2 separate regions of the Homo sapiens genome follow, and region 2 is linked to region 1. Evidence: chromatin loops called from intact Hi-C (ENCODE). Cell type or tissue: adrenal gland. All regions are shown on one strand. Each heading gives the region's core, and the rest is flanking DNA. Links, peaks and the distances in the headings are about the cores only. Region 1 overlaps CEBPZOS (CEBPZ opposite strand). Region 2 overlaps PRKD3 (protein kinase D3).

Evidence for each region. Peaks named below come from ENCODE experiments on the same cell type or tissue, not always from the same donor. Only the 100,000 strongest peaks of a DNase experiment are listed, where the experiment ranks them.
Region 2: a loop joins it to region 1, with 9 times the contacts of the local background. A loop is called at or near these places in 1 of 110 quality-filtered maps.

The regions. Positions count from the first base shown.
Region 1 is chr2:37,202,770-37,207,171 of GRCh38, forward strand. It overlaps CEBPZOS (CEBPZ opposite strand), which reads left to right. Exons shown (of 5, transcript NM_001322374.2): 5 at 1-1,974. It overlaps CEBPZ (CCAAT enhancer binding protein zeta), which reads right to left. Exons shown (of 16, transcript NM_005760.3): 14 at 181-239; 15 at 15-96. Among named protein-coding and RNA genes, the nearest start is that of CEBPZOS, 8.5 kb to the left of the region's middle. RefSeq lists enhancers at 1,833-2,636, 2,637-3,441. In adrenal gland, for the core only: no CTCF peak of the experiment used is centred there; no DNase peak of the experiment used is centred there.
Region 2 is chr2:37,252,407-37,256,808 of GRCh38, forward strand. It overlaps PRKD3 (protein kinase D3), which reads right to left. Exons shown (of 19, transcript NM_005813.6): 17 at 4,256-4,402; 18 at 1,798-1,883; 19 at 1-944. The coding sequence ends at 771. It also overlaps a transcript of NDUFAF7 not described here. Among named protein-coding and RNA genes, the nearest start is that of NDUFAF7, 23 kb to the left of the region's middle. In adrenal gland, for the core only: no CTCF peak of the experiment used is centred there; no DNase peak of the experiment used is centred there; H3K27ac peaks cover 205 bases.

The DNA.
Region 1 (4,402 bases), core at 171-4,170:
TTTAAGTTACTTACTTGCATTATCTTTGTTAGCCATGGCATTCATGCCAATGTTATCAAACTTGGATCCCATATTTTCATCCAATAGATGGCCAAACTTTTAAACAAAAACGATAAATTTATTAGAAAACTAAAAATAATGTAGAATAGCTAGCTTGTTAAAACAGTACATTAGCCTTACCTCTTCAGCAGATACAAATAGGCTGGAATCATTTAAGTTTCTTTTCTTTTTTCTTGGCCCTAAAAAAAATTGTAAGTCTACATTATTCAATTATAAATCTAATGATTTTAGAAAAATGCAATGCAACATGATTTTATTTTAAAAATTATACTTGGGTAAAAACAATTGCAATAATCTTCTGGCACCATTGGGTAGCTGGCATTTAAATATAATTTAAGAGTTAGTATATAATATTTTCAAAAAGCTAACAACATCCTAATAGAACTGTTCAGATGACAAGAGTGTCTTCTTGCTTTTCAGATTTGGCCACTGATCGAAGTTTTACCCATAAGGGAAATAACATAGTATCAAGCAATAGTAAAATTATCAGTTTGACATGGATGGGTTTTGAAATACTTAAGACACAACATAAAATTTAGTTCAGGGGTCTTTAGATTGTAAAGAAATTGACTGAAAGTATGTTTATTATGCTATAAATGAAGTTGTTTATAACAGCGAAAAAGGTTCTCCTTTAAAAAAAAAACTTATCTGTAGTACTGAATATATAAACTTTTCCTGAAACAATTATTCAAACTCTGCATCTTTGATATCAATGTCTCTAGCAGTAGTAGAGCCATATTTTAAAAAGAGCTTTACTAAATACAGATCATAACATTCAGCTGTTTTAAGTGTATTAACGCATTTTGGTAAATTTACAGACTTGTTCAACCACAACCACAGTCTGATTTTAGAACATTTCCATCAACTTCAAAGATCCCTGGTGCCATTTGTAGTCCTCCAACCCATCTCCGATCTATCTTGTTTCTATGACTTGCCTTTTCTGGCTATTTCATATAAATGGGATCATATGACATGTGGTTTCCTATATCTGACTTTTTTCATTTAGCATAACGTTTTTGAGGCTCATCCATGTTGTAGTACTCCATGCCATGTTGTGGGCTACATAATATTCCATTGTATGGATATACCACATTTTGCTTATCAGTTAATGGACATTTAGGTTTTGTCTACTTTTTGGCATTAATAGTGCTGCTGTGAACAATCATGTACAAGTCTTTGTATCAGAGCCACTTTTGATAAAATAGTTTCTAAAACATTTCATCTTGATTTTTATTAAGGTGATATGTATGTTACTTAACAGCTGTATAATACACATTTGCATGCATTAGGAAGTTTTTTTTGGGTTTTATTCATCCTGTAGTGATGTATCTGTGACCTCAACGAGTAGGCACTTCTGTACTGTACTGGTTTCTTAAAGTTTCTTTTATCCCGCCCCCACCCCCAACCTCAGCCTCAAGTATGTAACACCATGCCTGGCTAATTTTTGATTTTTTTTTTTTTTTTTTTGAGACAGAGTCTCGCTTTGTCGCCAGGCTGGAGTACAGGGGCGTGATCTCGGCTCACTGCAACCTCTGCCTTCTGGGTTCAAGCGATTCTCCTGCCTCAGCCTCCCAAGTAGCTGGGCCTACAAGTGCATGCCACCACGCCAAGCTAATTTTTGTATTTTTAGTAGAGATGGGGTTTCATCATGTTGGCCAGGATGGTCTTGATCTCTTGACCTTGTGATCTACCTGCCTTGGCCTCCCAAAGTGCTGGGATTACAGGCGTGAGCCACTGCGCCCAGCCATTTTTGATTTTTTGTAGAGATGGGGTCTCATTGTGTTGCCCAGGCTGATTAAAGTTTCTATAAGGTATGTTTATTCTTAAGGATATCTACTCTAACACCTGTAAATGTAGGGTGATCAATTAGTAAATTAATAAATCTGAATCAATTAATAAATCTGTTTAAAATTCCTTGCCTCTTTTTGTTTCAGTCAATTCTGTTGGGTATTCTTTAATCTGCATCCAAAACTATTATCAATTGAGATCTGAAATCCTTTCAGGCTAATGTCTTCTGAAACAGTACTTTACTATTTGAAACAAGCTCAGAGCATCTTTTTTAACATTAAAAAATTTTTTTCTTCTCCTCAAATTCCTTTTACCAGCATCTTTTAATAAAAGGCTCAGTAGAACTTGAAGTAAAGCAACACTTTTCTGTGGGATGCTTTTGAGAAAAACTGCCTATATCTCATCTTATGCTAATACTAAAACATGATCTTAGATACTCAAGGGAAGACAAAATCTGGAAGATAACGTGTTATAATTTAAATATGTATCAGTTAAATCATAGTTATTACAGGACTAAGAAATTGACAGCAGTATTTGAAAGAGCTGATAAAATTTTGTAGGCGTGAGGCTCTGAAAGACTACTACCAATATGTAAATGAAACTTTTTGTCAGGCCTCTGAGCCCAAGCTAAGCCATCATATCCCCTGTGACCTGCACGCACACATCCAGATGGTCGGTTCCTGCCTTAACTGATGACATTCCACCACAAAAGAAGTGAAAATGGCCTGTTCCTGCCTTAACTGATGACATTATCTTGTGAAATTCCTTCTCCTGGCTCATCCTGGCTCAAAAGCTCCCCTACTGAGCACCTTGTGACCCCCACTCCTGCCAGGCAGAGAACAACCCCCTTTGACTGCAATTTTCCTTTTTTCTACCCAAATCCTATAAAATGGCCCCACCCCTATCTCCCTTCACTGACTCTCTTTTCGGACTCAGCCCGCCTGCACCCAGGTGAAATAAGCAGCCTTGTTGCTCATGCAAAGCCTGTTTGGTGGTCTCTTCATACAGACGCGCATGAAACTTTTTAAAACATTATTATTATTTAACTTTGCAGATCTATTTTTAGTCATCAGTATTTAGCAGTAAGCAGAAGCCAGAGAGGCACTGGAGGCAAAGTATGTACAGTGCTTTCTACATTTTTATCAAAAATCTTAAGACTGTCACCTGATACAGCACTTTTTTCTTTTATTAGCACCTTGTGTTACACTGTGAAGCAGAATCTTGTAAGATAATACTTTTAAAAATGTTAAAAAACAATTAGCAGAAAGAAGAGTTCGTATCATAATAAAGGAGCATGGATTATTGCAAGGGTCAAATGGCAAATAATGGTTGAGAAAAGAAAAAGATAACAGGTGTCTGAAAAATGCAAGGCTTTTATAATTGAATGGTTTAAAAATGAATGAGCAGAGATTAGCATGTGAATCTCTGGACTAGGTAAGGAAGATCTGCATTCAAATGTGAGTGGGCACCATCCAATCTGCTGGGGCCCTGGAGAGAACAAAACAAAGAGGCAAACATGTTGATCTGCTGTGCTGAGGAGGAAAATGGCGGATAAGGGGACAGGACTAACGTGCAGCTCCCACATGGATGGACAGAACAGCGTGTGGCAACGTGTTTAGTCTCCTTAAAAGGTATCCAACAAAACTAAGCTTCCTAAATGAAGGAGAGATATCTATGCTGAGAATTCACCACTACCAAGCCAGCACTATAAGAAATGCTGAAAGGAGTTCTAAATCTTTGTTTTTTGTTTCTTTTTTTGAGATGGAATCTTGCTCTGTCGCCCAGGCGGGAAGGCAGTGGTGTGATCTTGGCTCACTGCGACCTCTGCCTAATGGGTTCAAGTGATTTTTGTACCTCAGCCTCCTCAGTAGCTGGGATTATAGGGGCTTACCAACATGCCCAGCTAATTTTTGTATTTTTTGTAGAGATAGGGTTTTGCCATGTTGGCCAGGCTGGTCTTGAACTCCTGACTTCAGGTGATGCCCGCCTGGGCCTCCCGAAGTGCTGGGATTACAGGTGTGAGCCACTACACTCAGCCTAGGAATTCTAAATCTTGAAACAAAACCTTGAAGTACACCAAAATAGAGCCTTCTTAAAACCTAAATCTTACAGGGCCTATACAATAACACAATGAAAAAACAACAAAATCAAAGTATTCAAGCAACAACTAGCATGATGAATAGAATAGTACCTCACATCTCAAATACTACGTTGGATGTAAATGGCCTAAATGCTCCTCTTAAAAGATACATTTGGACCACCAACCAAGAATCTGCTGTGTTCAGGAGACTCACGTAACACATAAGGACTCACATAAACTTAAGGTAAAGGGGTGGGAAAAGATATTCCATGCAAATGGAAACCAAAAGCAAGCAGGACTAGCTATTCTTATATCAGACAAAACAGACTTTAAAGCAACAACAGTTAAAAAAGACAAAGAGGGACATTACATACTAGTAAAATGATTAGTCCAACAAGAAATGTCATAATCCAAAATATATATGCACCTACCACCAGAGCTTCCAAATTTATAAAACCATTACTACTAGACCTA
Region 2 (4,402 bases), core at 273-4,272, 50 kb after region 1:
CAACTCAGCACTTAGACCAGCAGTACTCTTCCTTTTGTAACATCATTTGTCCCTAATTATCTTAGAAGCTGTTGCAACACACAGAAGGTGACAATCCTTATGCTGTATAGAACATATTCAGAGTAGCAGAGCAACTCCAAAAAGGTTAGGAATCACTATTTTGGAGTCTTGATTGACCTAAAAAAGAAAGGTAAAACAGCCCAGTGCGCTTTTTCTAGGCATCTAAGAAAAACCCTTCAATGCCTCTATGGTTTGTTAAACCAATGTTAAAAGTCCTTATAGTAACATCACATAATGGTAACCTCACAGTTACCTCTTAAATACAAGCCTGTCGAGTAATCAATCTTGTAAGTCTTGTATAATTTAGCCAAGCTATATAGTAACTGGATGCTAGCTTGACTTGTTTTTCATTAAAAAAACAAACAAACATATATTTATATTTATATATATATATATAAAGAGAAATGGGAAGACAAATTAAGTGAGCCTATTGTATTAAAGTGAAGGATTAAGAAAAAATACAAAACCAGTTATTGCTTAGGCTAAAAAAGTTTATAAAAAGCTTCACCTTGATTCCATTATGACTTCTTATTATTCAGTTTCCCGCCTGTACCTACTCATTATGAACTACAGTACTGGTGTCACTTATTCGTTATCATATTTCTTCATATCTTTGCAGCACTGCAGATGACAATCTACAAAGAACAAGTTACACAGCAAAATATCAGTCCATAAAATGAAATCCTTCCTTATTTAGGTTAGCTCAGTGATTAAGGATCTTCTTCCATATCATCTGGATTAGGAGCCATAATGAAGTGCTTTGGGTATACAAGGTTATGTGTGTATGCATGTATTTCCCAGCGAGCATCATCACTTTCATGTGTAATGTAACGTTCTCCAATGCGAGTTTCAAATTCTCTAAGGTCAAGCCAAGTCTGATAGTCCTAGGAGAAAATGAAATTGTAATGATGAAACAAAAGAAACAAAATACTGTCAACCTGGTTTTTGTTTTGTGTTTTTTTTTGTTGTTGTTTAGTGCCCTAGTCAAATAATTGACAGGCGCTACTCATAAGTATCTACTATGTACTAAGTTCTACTTGTGATATTTTAAATGAGCAATTTAAAGAAATTTTTCAAACTCAGAGTCTCCAATGAATGAACGTAACTAATTTCTGAAATTAAAAAAAATTTGCTTCAGGCTTCTTAGGTGGCTAATAATAATCACTAAAACATTTTGTTCTATACAACGTGAGGCCTAAACCTTACTCAAAGTGGGGGAAAGTGCTTGGATGCTTATTAGGATAATTTAGTAACTGGTAGATGAGATTACATTTGTTTTAAAGCTAATTCTGCCTCTCACTCCCTATAAAATAGTTCTAAAGCTTCCCTCCTTACTCTGAAGTTTGGAGGGTATCTTTTGATAAATCTATAAAGTAACTTTGGGAGAATTAAGCCAAACATTTTTAAAAAATCTCTTCAATGCAAAAATAAATCCTTCAGTAGACATTTAAAATAAATTTGATAAATTAATATGTCATACTAATCTTACAAAAAGGTGAAATGAACACATAGGTCTATGAAAGGCTAAGTCATTGCTTTCAGTTCATGGGAGTTTAATTGCCTGTCATTACCGATCTGAATGCTGTATGGTTTCCAGAGATTCAGCCATAGTACAAATTAATCACTTAAGAGCACTTTTATTATTCTGCTGATCTTAGAGTGGTCTCATTAGGTGGGACAAATCAGAGTGAACTACTCAAATGAGGATTGCCAAAGAGAGATTACATTTTTTTTTACCTGTAGCCAGGGATGACTAAGAGATTTGTCAACACTGTAACGTTTTCTCATCTTCACTTGAAGCAGATTGTTTATCAGATCAATTGCTAAGGGAAAAGACAAAACAAGATACATGAATTTGGGTGCACAGAGTACCCCAAACTTGTGACTGCCTAGAAGGCAGTTCAACCCATAGAAATACAGGGTTGAGGAATTTTTGCTTCTCAAGGACGTGGACTTTTAGCTAACATGTAAAATGAATCATAAATGTTTACTGATTTAAGTGTATCTGTCAAATTTTCATTGCCTTTATAAGGCAGTATAGAGTACAGGTTAAAGTATATACTCTGGAACCTGACTGCCTGGGCTGAAGTCTGGTTCTGCCACCTACTAGCTGTGTGATACTGGGTCAGTTACTAAATTATATTATGCCTCAGTTTCCTCATGAAGTTGCTGACATATGTTAAGGGCTTAGAACAGTGCTTAGCACATAAGTGCTAAGTATTAACTATTATTATTTGAAGATGAATGAAACAGACTCTCTGATCCTCCCCACCCCGCTCCAATGCTAGAGAGCACTCTAGTCCCTGACTTGGTCTGGAAAGGCACTGCCTTGCCTCTATATATGGTCACATTGAGGTGGTAGCTTAACTACCAAAAGTTTACACTTTTAACAAATAGGTTTCAGGGTGTTTTAGTGTACATGGTGAGTTCTTGGTATATATATTTTATTCACTTATTTGGAGAATGATCAATTGCAAAACCAAGGCAACCAATAACTACATACTAACTACAGCCCTATATAATGGTACATTTGAAATATTGGTAACAAAAGGCTAGACCCAGACACGAACCAAATGGAAAGACTTGTACCATCCTAGTTCTATTTCTTGTCTCTATACTACCAAACTAGCAAAGTGATTCTGATAGAAGAGGTCTACAGAACACACTGCCTCAGGAGGTCTGAGATAACACTGGTTAACATCAAAAAACATCTCTTATGAGCTTCTTCAATTAGCTTTCTTCATTACCAAGCAAACCTGCTACTGTCTTCACATGTTGTTCTTAAACTTTTCCCAGTTTGATGGAATATTAGTTAATCCTATGATTAGGCCTAGTACTTTTGGAAAAACAAAAAAGATCTACCTATTACATGGGCTGGTTAAATCCAGATGGGGGTATTCCCCAGCACTGGTTCTATTAACTTCTATGGGGCAGTTAAATAATGTTTTAAGTAGTGTACTTGTCCTTCCTATCAGTATCAGCAGACTAAAGAGGGCCAGCCAACTTATTCTTGACGGGTACAGAACCAGGAGTTGCAAATTCAAAAGCCTTCACTAGGCAGGAAAAAGAGATGTATGCAGCTTCCCAGCAGAGGTCCACAGGAGAGAGGAAAACAAACTGCAGTGTGTCTGGTGATTATAAAGTTCATTCTAGGTATAAGGAACCGGAGCTAGGTATTCATTCACGGAGCTCACAGTCTTGTTCTGAAGATTAGAAAAGTCAATTATGAAAAGAATGAATACTTAAGAAAAAAATGGGGCTGGGTGCAGTGGCTCATGCCTGTAATCCCAGCACTTTGGGAGGTCAAGTTGGGAAGATCAATTGAGTGCAAGAGTTTGACACCAGCCTGGGCAACATAGTGGGACCCCATCTCTACAAAAAATTTAAAAATTAGCCAGGTGTGGGTGGCCCATGGTGCATACCCATCATCCCACCTAGTCAGGAGGCTGAGGTGGGAGGATCACTTGAGCCCAGGAAGTCGAGGCTGCAGTGAGCTGTGTTTGTGCACACTTCAGCCTGGGTGACAGAGGGAGACCCCGTCTCAATAAAAATAAAAAAAGATAATAAAAAAGCCCAAATGTTTTTTAGCCTAAGTAAATTCTGCAGTGTAGAGGAGTAGTCAGGGAACTTTATAGATGAGCCACAAATTAAGGGGTCCTCGAATTTTAATAGGAAGGATTGTAGACAAGGGAAAAACAGTCCCAAGCAAATTGCAGAAAACAGTTCAGAAGAGTAAACAACTAGGTTTGTGTAGGGAGTAGTGGGAGATGAGGCTAGAAGGTAAGCATGGACCATATCACAGATAACTATGCCTGTAAGGTGGTTAAAGAGAAGTGTTTGGGAGCACCATAAATGAAAGTAATGTTTCCTGAAGATAGATTTGGCAGTAGTGACTAGGAAGGACCAGAAAAGAGTTTAACAGGTAAGACAGTTAAAAAGATATTTTAGTGGTTTGACAATGAGGCCACTGGGGCCTATGTAAGTGCTATGCCTGGGAACTATACAGAAGACACAGATAAAAGTATAAAAAGAAGAGTGCTCAAAAAACTGGTAACTAGTTGAATTTGGAAGATGAATGGGAGATGTACTAAAAAGATAAGTTGCAAGAGACAGACTGATTTGGGATGAGAAAGATGTTTAGGCTTAAAACACATAGCCAAAATTTTTTTTTTTTTTTTTTTTTTTTTTTTTTTACCTTCACCAGAAATTTCTCTCCATGGATTTGGTGGGTACATAAATGCAGCATTTTGGATTTGGTCATTTATATCTTCATCCTCATTAAAAGGAAATGTGCCACTGAGGCTCACATAGATGATAACTCCCACTGACCACATATCTAGGG